Regions from separate parts of the Homo sapiens genome. Here all the other regions are linked to region 2. A link is a contact called in ENCODE Hi-C or POLR2A ChIA-PET data. All regions are on one chromosome and are shown on one strand. Each heading gives the region's core, a stretch centred on a gene start or an enhancer-like site at or near the end of the contact. The rest is flanking DNA. Distances are from core to core; before and after follow the strand shown. Region 1 overlaps ENPP6 (ectonucleotide pyrophosphatase/phosphodiesterase 6). Region 2 overlaps STOX2 (storkhead box 2). Region 3 has its middle 62 kb from the start of STOX2.

Region 1 (4,177 bases), core at 222-2,721, 150 kb after region 2:
CTCAGTAAAAAAAAGCACATTTAGGATAGCTTTTCTTTCTTTATTTTTTGAGACAGAGTCTCACTCTGGTGCCCAGGCTGGAGTGCAGTGGTGCGATCTCGGCTCACTGCAACCTCCTTCTCCTGGGTTCAAGCTATTCTCCTGCCTCAGTCTCCCGAGTAGTTGAGATTACAGGCATCCACCACCATGCCCGGCTAATTTTTGTAGTTTTAGTAGAGACAGCTTTCACCATGTTGGCCAGGCTGGTCTCAAACTACTGACTTCAGGTGATCCGCCCCCCTTGGCCTCCCAAAGTGGGATCAAGCTTTTCAACTGGAGTAGAACTTAGAATGGCCAATGAGTGATGATTTCAAACAGAAGAGACTAGTTACCAGAATATTAGTGGATCAACTTTTAATGCCGGGAATTGATAGAGAATGATGGAACCCAGCTCTTAAGGAGTGTGAACTAATCAGGGACGTTACCAGCTCAATCAAGTACGAACCCATCAGTCAACCATCCCCCGCCCGCTTTTTTGGGGGGAAAGAAACAAGTGGAAGCAAGCTCATTTTTGCTAGCTTGGTTAGTTTTGTTTGTCATTGCTAGAATATGTGACGTAGGTATGATGCTGGCCTGCCCAAGTTCACGGCCTCGGGCCAGGTGCGCCCATAGAGAAGTGAGAGCAGCCTCTCAAGTCTCAGGAGTTAACTTCACAGCAGCCGCAGCTGGTTTGTCCTGATCAATGATCACCGGTGATCTGCATATCAACAGATGGTGCTGGGAGCAGACACTGGGTCTCATTCAGTGATTCACGTCTATAATCCTCCTTGGGTGCTCTTTGCATAAAAGCTGTTGACAGATAATCTGCTTTAGGGATCAAAGAGCAACTCAAGGGGGCTGCATCCTTCTGATAGTTTCCCAGTCCAAGCGGTAGACTCCACGGGAATAGGGGAGATTTTTGAGTTAAAAACAGAAGGAACAGGTAGGATGAGAACTGGCAGGAACTGAGGACCTGTGAAAACCATGTGGCCTAAGTGGAAGGAATTTTGGAGCCCAGCAAACCAGAGTTCAAATCCCATCCCAGCCACCTCACACGACTCATTCCACTTTATTGATCCTCAGTTTCCTCCTCTGAAAAATGGAGATAATCATACCTTTTTTCAGAGTTAAGTGGTTTCAGGTAGGGAAAGCTTTGGCACGATGTCTTCCGCACGATGTCTGGCGCGGAAAAGGCCAATCCTATCAAATGGGCCTTTTAAAAGGCCACTTTTAAAAATGGCACTTTGAAAAATCCTCTTCTAGGGAGGGATGGGGCCGGACAGTCCATTTCTTACTTGATATCTACAGACCATTTGCAGAGGAAAAGTCTCAAATCCCCTTGACGAAAAGAAAAGCAGCACCACGTTGCATCTGCCTTGCACAGGAAGCTGGAAGCTTTGCACGGGGGTGAAAGTTACAGGCAGACACTGCCCGCGGGGCTCCGGACAGCAAGGAGCGAGCCCTCTGAGCCTGGCCACGCTGGCCCGCCACTGCCCTCTGCTGGCGGCTGCGGTCTTCACCACCGCCCGCAGCCGTCCCCGTAGTCCGCCGAGAGGCGCCAGGCTGGGCCAGCCTTGAATTCTGGGTTTGCTTCTCCCGGTTTGAAGGCCACCCCCAGGATTCGCAGGAATCTGACAGCTGCTTGTGACTGTGCTGAAGATGCCGAGAATGTAGGCAGAGCCCGGGCAGGGCCGGCGGGCAGGCGGCCACGCGCTGCAGCAAACGCGAGCCTCGGGGCCTTGAACCTGGAGCCGGGGCCTTGCCTGGGCTGTCCTGGCTGGGAGTCTCGTGCTGTGCCCCCCGCTTCCTCATTCCCCCACCCCACCCTCCTAACCCTTGTTGTGTTTCATTTTCCCTTTTAGGATATGTGCTTCTTATTTGGGATTTTATTATTCTTGACCCCAGCCCTTTCTTTCCCTCCTTCTCTTAGTTCCTCTTTTGGTTGAGTTTATGATTTTTTTAAACCACAATTTGTAATGGTCACTGCAGTGGACGTTTAACTTTGAACACCCCTTTGTTCCTCCAAAGGCGAAATTCCTCCTGCGCCCTGCATGGCCCATTCAGGAGCGTCTGTGACCCAACCTCTCTGGCTCTGGGGAGAGGGCAAAGTGTGGCATCCAGCCCTAGCCAGGCCAGCGAGGAGCCGCATTCCTGCCACAGTGACCGTGGCTCCAGGATCCAGGCTGGGCGGGAGGATTCTTCATGCTGGAGGAATCCATTCCTCTCGGTGGCCGAGCTGGGAAGAAATGTCCCCATGTGAAGACATGGCCCCAGGAAGAGACGCTGGGGCTACAGCCAGGGCCGCGGGGAGGGCAGCAGGGGAGGGTGAGTTCTGCTCTCCTGGCTCCTGCCTCACCCCTGCTTCTTTTTGCAGGAGCCAGCAGCCCTCTCTCTGCCTGGAGCAGCAGGCCTGGGATTTCTGTCACTTGCTTCCTTTGCCTGTCCCTGGCTCCTCTCTCTGCCGTCATCACGTTTCTGGCCACCTTGCCCTCCTCCTCTGAGCTCACAGCTCCTGGGCAGGGTCCTGGCTGTGGAGGGCACCAGTTGAGAGCCACTATAGATGAAGGCTCTAGGCCGCAGTTGAGGCTTCTGAGTACTGGGCCTTAGCTGCCTGACTTTGCCCCTTTCTCCAAGGCCAATCACCGGTGGCAAATCTCACAAGCGACTTTGTGTTAAAAGTGATGACTACCTACGTTTACCTCTCACGAAGAGCTTACATTTAGTTTAAAAATTATCTATGATGAAAATATTCGAATGCACAAAACAGTGTGATAACACGGGACAGTGCTCCGCCCTGGTTTCCTGTGTCTTCCTCCCCACACTGGAATATTTTTAAAGCAAATACCAGACATCCCATCTGAAGTCATAAATACTTCTGTGCCTGTCTCTAGTACTGAGGTACTTTTAAAAAAACATACTCTTGTTATCACACCCAACAAAATGAATATAACTATTTAATATCATTCAATACCCAGTCCATATTGAGTTTTCCATAATTATCTTTAAAATGCCTCTGTGAAATTCGTTTATTTGAATCAGCATTCAGGCCGGGAAAGGTGGCTCACGCCTGTAATCCCAGCACTTTGGGAGGCCAAGGCTGGCAGATCTCTGGAGCCCAGGAGTTTGAGACCATACTGGGCAACATGGTGAAACCCTGTCTCTACAAGAAATACAAAAATTAGCTGTGTGTGGTGGTGTGCACCTGTAGTACTAGCTGCTCAGGAGGCTGAGGCAGGAGAATCACTTGAGCCAGGGAGTTGAAGGTTGTGGTGAGCCGAGATTGCACCACTGCACTCCAGCCTGAGTGACAGAGTGAGACTCTGTCTCAAAAAAGAAAAGAAGGAAAAAAAAAAAAAGAATCAGCATTCAAACAAAACCCATGCATTTTATTTATGTTTCTTGAGTGTCTTTTAACTGATAATGGTTCGCCTCCATTTTATTAATTCTTGTCTATTTATTTATGGAGGGAACTGGGTCATCTGTCTGAAAACATCCCATATTCTGGATTAGGCTGATTGTATCCTCGTGGTGCCATTAGCATGTTCCTTAGTCTCCTGTATTTCTTGCAGACTCCTAGTTTGATCTACAGGTCTTAGATTCAGGTTCCATGTGTCTTAGGCAAGAATCCACTGCACGTGGTGCCATGTACTTGCTCTCGCGTCACGCCATGTGGCTCGTGGTGTCTGTTAAAGTGGATTGGTGGGTTTAGATGGTGTCAGCCTAATCTATCCACTGTCAAGGTTCCTATCAACCTGCATGTAATGGTTTTAGCAACCACCGATAATCATCACCTACATCTGTTCCTTTTAGTCACAAAATCCCTTCCCAGTAGAAGTGTTCTCTGAAACAGGCAGGTTCTTTTAGGCGTGTCTATTTGGACTGTATACCCCTTACATTGAAGTGAGGGGGTGGATCAGTTATCTGTTTTGGTGTAACTGACAACCTCAAACCTCAAGTGGCTTAAACAATAGTCATGTATTCAGCTCACAAATATGCAGTCTGGATGGAGCATGGAAGGGAAAGCTCCTCTCTGCTGGACGCAGCACCAGCAAGGGCAGCTCAGAGGCTGGGGTAACCTGACACCAGAGGGCTGGAAGGATCTGCAGGCAGTTGATGCTGGCTGCTGGCTGAGACCTTAGCTGGGTTGTCAGCAGCTGCA
Region 2 (3,667 bases), core at 792-3,291:
TTTCCTGACCCTCCTCTTCCTCCACCTGCTCCATGCCTCAGTGGTAGCTCTGGCAAAGCCACTGGTGAGTTTTCCTGGGGGAGACGTCATGTAGGCAAGTCTCACACTTTCCCTTTTAGTGATGACATTTTGGAGTGTCTTTTAGGTATGCTCAGATTTACCATAAGCATAATGAAAAACTTGACTTCTCCCTATAAATGGATTACCTTTCTGGAGGTACCCTCGACATTCAAGAAAGTCCGAGGGTTTGTTTGTTTGTTTGTTTGTTTTTTTGGTTGTCAGTGAACAAACTGCCTTTTAAACAATTAACTCTTGGCTTCTTGGTGAGAAGCAAACTCAAAGCCACAAGGAGTTAGGCTTAAATAACCTGTTGGAAAGGGCTGTCAGAGTACAGGATTCAAAGATGCTATCAGCCGAGGATGGGAATGAAAGAGAGGAGAGGATGTCTTCGCTGTAGTAGTTTGACTTGTTAACTAGCTCTAGCAGGCTTAAGTCAGTTGTGGGGACCAACTCTCAGAGACTATTTCCTAAATGTTGACTCTGCCTCATGCAGTGGATGTTTTGAGAATGCTTCTGGCTTCCTCAATCTCTGTAGCTGATACATTTCTTGTAGCCACATTGAGGCCCTGGCACAGGAAAGCTACTCAGTTCTTCTCAATCTGGCCCAGTCATCTTATTTCTGCCATTGCCCTATACATTTGAAATCTTAAATGTTCTAAATATCTTAAAGCAATGAAATAGATTCAAGTGTTTCTAACTTAGAAAAAGTAAAAGAGAGAGCAAAATAATACAGCTTTTAAATCACCTGTATTCTATACGAATTATTTTAAAAAGAAAATACTTCACGTATAATCCCAGCATTTTGGGAGGCCAAGGCGGGCGGATTGCTTGCACTCAGGAGTTCGAGACCAGCCTGGGCAGCATGGGGAAACCCAGTCTCTACTAAAAACACGAAAATTAGCCGGGTGTGGTGGCACATGTCTGTGGTCCCAGCTACTCGGGAGACTGAGGTAGGAGGATTGCTTCAGCCTGGGAGGCAGAGGTTGCAGTGAGCTGAGATCACACCACTGCACTCCAGCCTGGGGGACAGAGCAAGACCTTGACTCCAAAAACAAAACAAAACAAAACAAAAACAAAAACAAAAAATCCAAACAAAAACAATCCTGCCGAAGTGGGGCAGAAATGAGTGGAAACTTAACAAATGAATGGGAAAAAAAAATCGAAGTTCCTTTATCGAAAATATAATGTATTTTAACTAAAGTGTTAAATTTTGAAACAGTGGAATAAAACGTTTAAAGTGAATTTTATTCCCATCTTTGCGGCAAATGCCCAGGGTCCCCCAAAAAAGGGCATGCTCAAGTCCCCCACAGTCGAAATCTGCTAATCCAGAATGAAAATGGAATCATTAGGATAAAATTATCGAGTGTGTTCAGGAGCGGCTATGCCAGTGAATTTCCAGCCTGAAATGAAATCATGACTTAGGTGTATTTATGAGTATCTGTTTTAAAAACCACTGTGATAGCTAGCTATCACCTCAAATTTTGAAGTCGTTTCGTTGAGTGTGAAAAAAAGGAGAAGACATTTCAAAGTGCATTTAGCTATTTAAAAACCCTTTATTCACTGAGTGTGCTGCTGATTATTACATGTCTGTGGAAGCTTCTGGAGCCAGTGGTGGAGAGGCAGATGTGAATAATCAGTCGAGATGTATATTGATATGACATTATGAACCAACAGAGGAAATCCATTAACGACATCATTTGCTCTTCCTCTGGGGCTCAATTTATAATTATTTATGTTCCAAACAAAACAAAACAAACCCTTTTTGCTCTTTTAGTACTCGGGAGAGCCTGGCTTCCAACACATCAAGCATTGTTGAAAGTAACCGTCGTCAGAACCCCGCTTTGAGCCCGGCCCATGGTGGAGCTGGTCCAGCCTTCAACTTCCGAGCGAGCGCGGAGCCCCCGACAAATGAAGCTGAGAAGCTACAGAAACCTTCCAACTGCTTGCAAGCTTCTGTTACTAGCGTGTGATTGTCCTTCTGCCTCAGATCTTCTGTCTCATTCGATACAGCAAAGTTTACGACACTGGGACTGATGTTTACATCTTTGGAAAGACAAGCATCTCAACCACAGTTTTTGTGTTTACTTAAACTGTGCTGCTAAGTAGGGCTAGGGCAAAAAAACAAAAAATCTTTATTTCAGAGTATTGCTTTTCACATTTATGGCTCTGTAGCAACTGAGTAACAGTAGGGGTGATATGTATACTTTTGCTTCACTAATTGTATCTGAGCACACATAGGAAAGTCTAGACACTGTAAGTGTAATACGCATTTTCAATGTCATGCAGTTGCCAATTCCATTTTAAAATGCCACAGATGCGTGTTGCTCCCAGTCTGTGGTTAAACGGTGCCACAGAACTGATCCTTGACACTTCCAAAAAAAAAAAAACAAAACAAAACAAAAAAAATTTAAAAAAAAAAAACAAAAAACAAAACTAAGCTACCACGAAATGTCAAATGCAAGGGTCCACCTTGAGGGAAATAGATGCCAAACTAACTAGAAGGGACCCCGGCCCTTTGTGTGTGAATTGTTTATGCACCAGTCATTTTTCACTGTGAGTTTTCGTGACACTATTTTGCAGGAGCCCATGGAAGTGTGTGAGAAGGGGTCGCAATGGAGATCACTGGGAGTGAATGTTTTCAGGGTTTTGTTTTGAAGTGTCACAGATGCTTGTCTGATTTTTTTAACCTTCCGTGATCACAAACAGGAATATAGGCCTTTGAATCTGAAGTGGACAAAGGAAAGCAATTTCCAGTCTGGCTGGGGCACAGCATTAGGTGATTGAAAAGGTGATGTGGACTTGTAAAAGGTGTTACTCAAATATTGAAGGAAGAGAATTTCCTCCTTGTGATACTTAGGATGACCCTATCTTACTCTAATAGATACAATAATTAGTTTGTTTAAAAGCAAAATGTTCTTTGTGATACAAATGAAGAGTAGGGCCTGAGGATGTTATTCTTTCTAATGGAAGGACATAAATCTATTTTATGTAGTTTTAAATAGAATGCCTAAATTAGGCTGTGGGAGATAATTTTTAGTGGTTGTAGGAAAGAGCAAATTTAGGGAGTGTTGAACTTCAGGCCTTTTATTCCTGGGAAGATATGTATAGAGAAAACTTTTAAAATAATTTTTGATTAGAAATATACATGTGCCCATGTAATAAACAACAGAATGTGCTCATTCTGCTAGTGCGGTATAATCCGAATTTGTACTCCCCTAAAATTTATCAGAATAACAATTATGCATACATGAACTATGCCAGAGTAATGTTTACAGATACTTTGTAACCAATTTCAGGAGGCGTTTTTAGCTGGATGTGTAGTTAATTAGACCAACTTATTTCCAAATGGTTTGTTAACATTTTGCTTTGGTTTACAATGTCATGTTGAACACAAAGAAGACCCAGCAGCAAAGGGATGACCAATAATTTCATCTTATAGCAAGGAGACATTCCAACGTTCCCATGTTTTATTTTCTGAGAACAGTGGGACAGATCTGTAGTAATGGAATATTATTTGCAAAAGGGTTACATATGACACAAGTAAGTGTTCTGACATAAAGTTTTATTTAGTTCAGTGGCATGTGCTGTTGGGAGCCATACACCATAA
Region 3 (3,938 bases), core at 1,198-3,697, 170 kb before region 2:
CTGCCCGCCCCGACCTCCCGTGCTGGGATTACAGGCGTGTGTCACCACGCCCGGTTCAGTTTTCATCGTAGTATTTATTTATTTATTTATTTATTTATTTATTTATTTATTTATAGACAGGTTCTAGCTGTGTGGCTCAGGCTTGAGTATGGGGTGTGATCATAGCTTACTGGAGACTTAGCTTCCTGGGTAGCTAGTACTATAGGTGCATGCCACCACACCAGGCTAGTACTGTAGGTGCATGCCACCATACCAGGCTAATTATTATTACTATTTTTTATTTTTAGAGAGACAGGAACTTGCACTGTTACCCAGGCTGGTCTTATATTCCTGACCTCAAAAGATGCTCCCTCCTCGGCCTCCCAAAGTTCTGGGATTACAGGCTTGAGCCACTGTGCCACGCCGTAGTATTATGAAATCATCAGAACCCTTGGTAGCGTGCGATTTCTTCCTCCATCTCTTGTGCTCAGCCTGCTTCTTATTTTAAAATGAGGTTCATTTGTAAGTTGCCTTGCTCACTATTTTTGAACATTTAAAACAACTTTTTAGAATAGGTAAGAAGTTGAGAAAATAGAGACAGAAAAAAATACACAGCTTATTAAGGCATTCCAAAATACATGCCAGATGATTATACAGAGCAACTCTTATTTTAGGAATTTCTTATTGGATGAATGATGAAATCAAATACTAAGTTGGCTTTGCATAATCAAGATATTGGAAAATAGTGGGTAAGGTAAATGCTTATGGTGGGAATTTAATTTTCCCATAGAGTCATACAATTTGAAAGAGTCATTTATATGGGAAAAAAAAACTTGACTGTGGAATTATTAATACCAGCCTTACTTTCAGCAAGGGCTGTGTCCTTGCCAGTGTGTGGCTTAAGTAATGAATTTCCTCATATAATCCCTGTAAGAAAAGTTAGATGGATAATGAAGCCACTTGATCCTTTCATGCTCATTGCCACATATATTCATTAAAATATCACACAGGTAATTCCTCATTTCCCTAGTAGCTCTTACCACCTTTCCAGATTTGAGTGTTGAAGAGACCAGTCTTCTTACTGGCTGCCCCAGGCATTCAGCAAAACTCAGTCTTTGTAGGAATGTCTTAGATCTGCTTTTTTAGATGGAACCTAGTCTATATCAGTTTACTAGTTCCATACGACGTGGCTAAACTCATTTTTCAGATGCTTTGAATGGAGTATAGAAGACTATTGCTTTACTAAAAAAGCAAACATGAAAACTTCAAGCCTCACAGTCAGCTCCTATCAATTTCCCTTTAATTACCTCCTCAAGTACCTGTTAATGGCTCATTAGTTATAAAAATAAATTATAGGTACTCTGCCACCCTGTTTGTAGTTTCTTTAGTTTTTGATTTCGCTAACCCCAGGAAAATGGATGTGTGGCAATAATACAGGAATGTGAATCAAATTGCTCTGTAATTTTATATATTTAATAAAGTATACAGCAGGGCCGTGTGCACATGGGGTTAAGCTGTGGTGGAGGAAAGTGCTCTGTGAGAAAACTGAAGTCCTCATACACCATGTTGGCTGCCTATGTTTCATTTCACGACATAGTGCTCAGCAAATAGGGCTGATTGGTTTTCAGTCCGGTTTTGTGTGGTTTTAGGTTCATAATGGTTCCTTTTCATATATGGCCTTTGAAACTTGCTTGACACTGCAGTCATCTCTCATAGATAAAATAGGTCACAGTGAGTTTTAAATTCTTTTTTTTTTTTTTTGAAATAAAAATGTTATTCAGGCCGGGTGTGGTGGCTCACGCCTGTGATCCCAGCACTTTGGGAGGCCAAGGCGGGTGGATCACAAGGTCAGGAGTTCAAGACCAGCCTAGCCAAGATGGCGAAACCCCATCTCTACTAAAAAATACAAAAATCAGCCAAGCATGGTGGCAGGTGCCTGTAATCCCAGCTACTCGGGAGACTGAGGCAGAGAATTGCTTGAACCCAGGAGGCAGAGGTTGCAGCGAGCCAAGATCGCGCCACCGTACTCCACCCTGAGAGACAGAGCGAGACTCCATCTCAAAAAAAAAAAAAAAAGAAAAAGAAAAAGAAAAAGAAAAATGTTTTTAAAATAAAATTGCAGGTGGTATCCCAATCTGCAAGGATAAAAGCAGAATGACTCTTTTTGGGAGGAGGGAGAAGAATCTCAGAACCTTGGCCACACAGTTCACACAGAGACGTCACCCTGACCCGTAGGACTCCGCAGAACTCAGTGTGAAAAACACCAAAATAGAAGATGAAATCATTTTTATGCTTAAGTACTAAATATTTCCACTCAATTTTTAGACTTGTTCAGCCACAAATGTAGACAGAAACATTGTGTACCTTCCTGGGCACTGAACTTTAGATCAGGAGTTGGCAAACTTTTTCCACAGAGGGCTAGATAGTGTATGCTTTCGACTGTGGGGCCATATGGTCTCTGTCACCACTACTCAGCTCTGCTGCCGTGGCACAAAAGCAGCCAGGGACATTATGGAAATCGCATGAGCGTGGCTGTGTTCCAGTAAAGCTCTGTGCATGCCAAAATTTGGATTCCATATAATTTTCACATATGATGAAATATTGTTTTGATTTTTTCTGATTTTAGCAAAAAGATACTCTCGGCTCTTTTTCTTCTTTGAGTTTTAGTTATTATAAAGGTAATACCATGAAAGAACATTTCAAAAGGATGAGAAACTCATCTTTAATTCCATAATCCATGTTCTTTTCTTCATACGTCACTGTATCTTATAATAATTGTAATTATAGTTGACCCACAGTTCTGTACTTTTGCTTTTACTTACTTAATTTTTTATACGTAAATCATAGTTTATGTAGTGTAGGTGTAAAATTCTGAAAATAAATTATGTTTACTTTTCTTTAATGTTACTTATTTAATTGCATCTACTCCCAGTGTTCTTCTACCCAATCCGAATTTCTAATCTTTTTAAAAGCAATCTAATAATTGTTTCTTAAAAAAACAAAATTATTATTCAATTTGGTGAATTTGTATTTGTTGGTATTCTGGAATATAAATCTCTGAAAAAGGGACACCCCATTGCAAGTAGATATGAGGATGGCAGTCATTTTCTTCCTCCAACCCTTAACACTGTCTTGGAGAGTTCCCATGTTCCGGTTGAATATTTTGGTACTGAAAAATGTCTTCAGGAAAGCAACAATTGTTTTCCTAGAAAAAAAACCTGAGAACTCATTTCTCTCTTTAGGTTGCCTGACATTTGTAGCTGAGTGAAACCATGGTGAGCATTGATTTATTTTACTATAAAATTATCAGTTTTACTCACTCAAACAATCCTTTTATATTAAAAATATTTTAAAAATAAAAGCAGGGTATTGTTTTGCTTTACTAAATGGAGTCACCTCTTTTTCTCTTACTTTTGACAATTTGGTTGTCAAATTGTGTGAATTGTGAAAAAATAGCCCTGAGTACAGAGAATTTTTACCTCAGGGATATCAAAAAAGTCATGTTAGTAATAAAATAAGCCATTGATTGTGTTAAAACTCAAGGTGGGTCATTTAATTGCAGTTATTAAAAAGTTCTTTCATTATTTACCTCTGGGAGAGACTGTAGGTAGGACTGTAAGATTATTAATGAAAATGCGTGTAGATTGGTTTAAATGATTCAGCTTCATCTCACCAAGGAGTTAGCATGTTCATTCATTTTACAAAAGTGTATTGAGCACCTCGCCTACTATGTCTTGAGTAATTTGTTAGACATACAAAGTTGACTAAAACATGGACTCTGACCCCAAGGCTAAAATGTTATTTCACATGTGCACAGTGCTTTACAGATTACAAATGACATCATTACATCCTCATAAGAATCTCATGAAGCAGATGTTGGTTCCATTTCATTCATGATGAAACTAAAACATAGAAAACATAATAGTCTCCCCAAGGCTGCCTGTAGCACAGTTCCTTAG

The links. A loop is a pair of places that touch in the nucleus more often than their neighbours do. ChIA-PET counts read pairs that join two places held with the same protein, here RNA polymerase II (POLR2A). Pooled maps may share reads with other maps.
Region 1: a pooled map shows a loop between it and region 2 (2.1-fold over the local background). The contact joins two enhancer-like sites. A Hi-C loop is called at or near these places in 1 of 37 single-sample maps with no recorded cell type and 2 of 50 pooled maps. POLR2A ChIA-PET finds 5 or more read pairs at or near these places in 3 of 52 experiments (IMR-90, OCI-LY7 and Panc1).
Region 3: a map of IMR-90 shows a loop between it and region 2 (2.4-fold over the local background). The contact joins two enhancer-like sites. A Hi-C loop is called at or near these places in 3 of 168 maps with a recorded cell type or tissue (IMR-90, Right ventricle myocardium inferior and prostate gland) and 4 of 50 pooled maps. POLR2A ChIA-PET finds 5 or more read pairs at or near these places in 1 of 52 experiments (BJ).

What each region holds. Positions count from the first base shown.
Region 1 is chr4:184,167,085-184,171,261 of GRCh38, forward strand. All of the region lies in intron 1 of ENPP6 (ectonucleotide pyrophosphatase/phosphodiesterase 6), which reads right to left. Among named protein-coding and RNA genes, the nearest start is that of ENPP6, 49 kb to the right of the region's middle. RefSeq lists enhancers at 328-1,099, 1,560-1,609, 1,750-1,799, 3,660-4,161. Within about 2 kb of position 1,472, at least 2 of the 41 ENCODE cell types and tissues checked have a DNase peak (open chromatin) inside an H3K27ac peak, as active enhancers do.
Region 2 is chr4:184,015,255-184,018,921 of GRCh38, forward strand. It overlaps STOX2 (storkhead box 2), which reads left to right. Exons shown (of 4, transcript NM_020225.3): 4 at 1,835-3,667. The coding sequence ends at 2,030. Among named protein-coding and RNA genes, the nearest start is that of STOX2, 110 kb to the left of the region's middle. RefSeq lists an enhancer at 1,934-2,433. Within about 2 kb of position 2,042, at least 4 of the 41 ENCODE cell types and tissues checked have a DNase peak (open chromatin) inside an H3K27ac peak, as active enhancers do.
Region 3 is chr4:183,841,109-183,845,046 of GRCh38, forward strand. It overlaps a transcript of STOX2 not described here. Among named protein-coding and RNA genes, the nearest start is that of STOX2, 62 kb to the right of the region's middle. Within about 2 kb of position 2,448, at least 3 of the 41 ENCODE cell types and tissues checked have a DNase peak (open chromatin) inside an H3K27ac peak, as active enhancers do.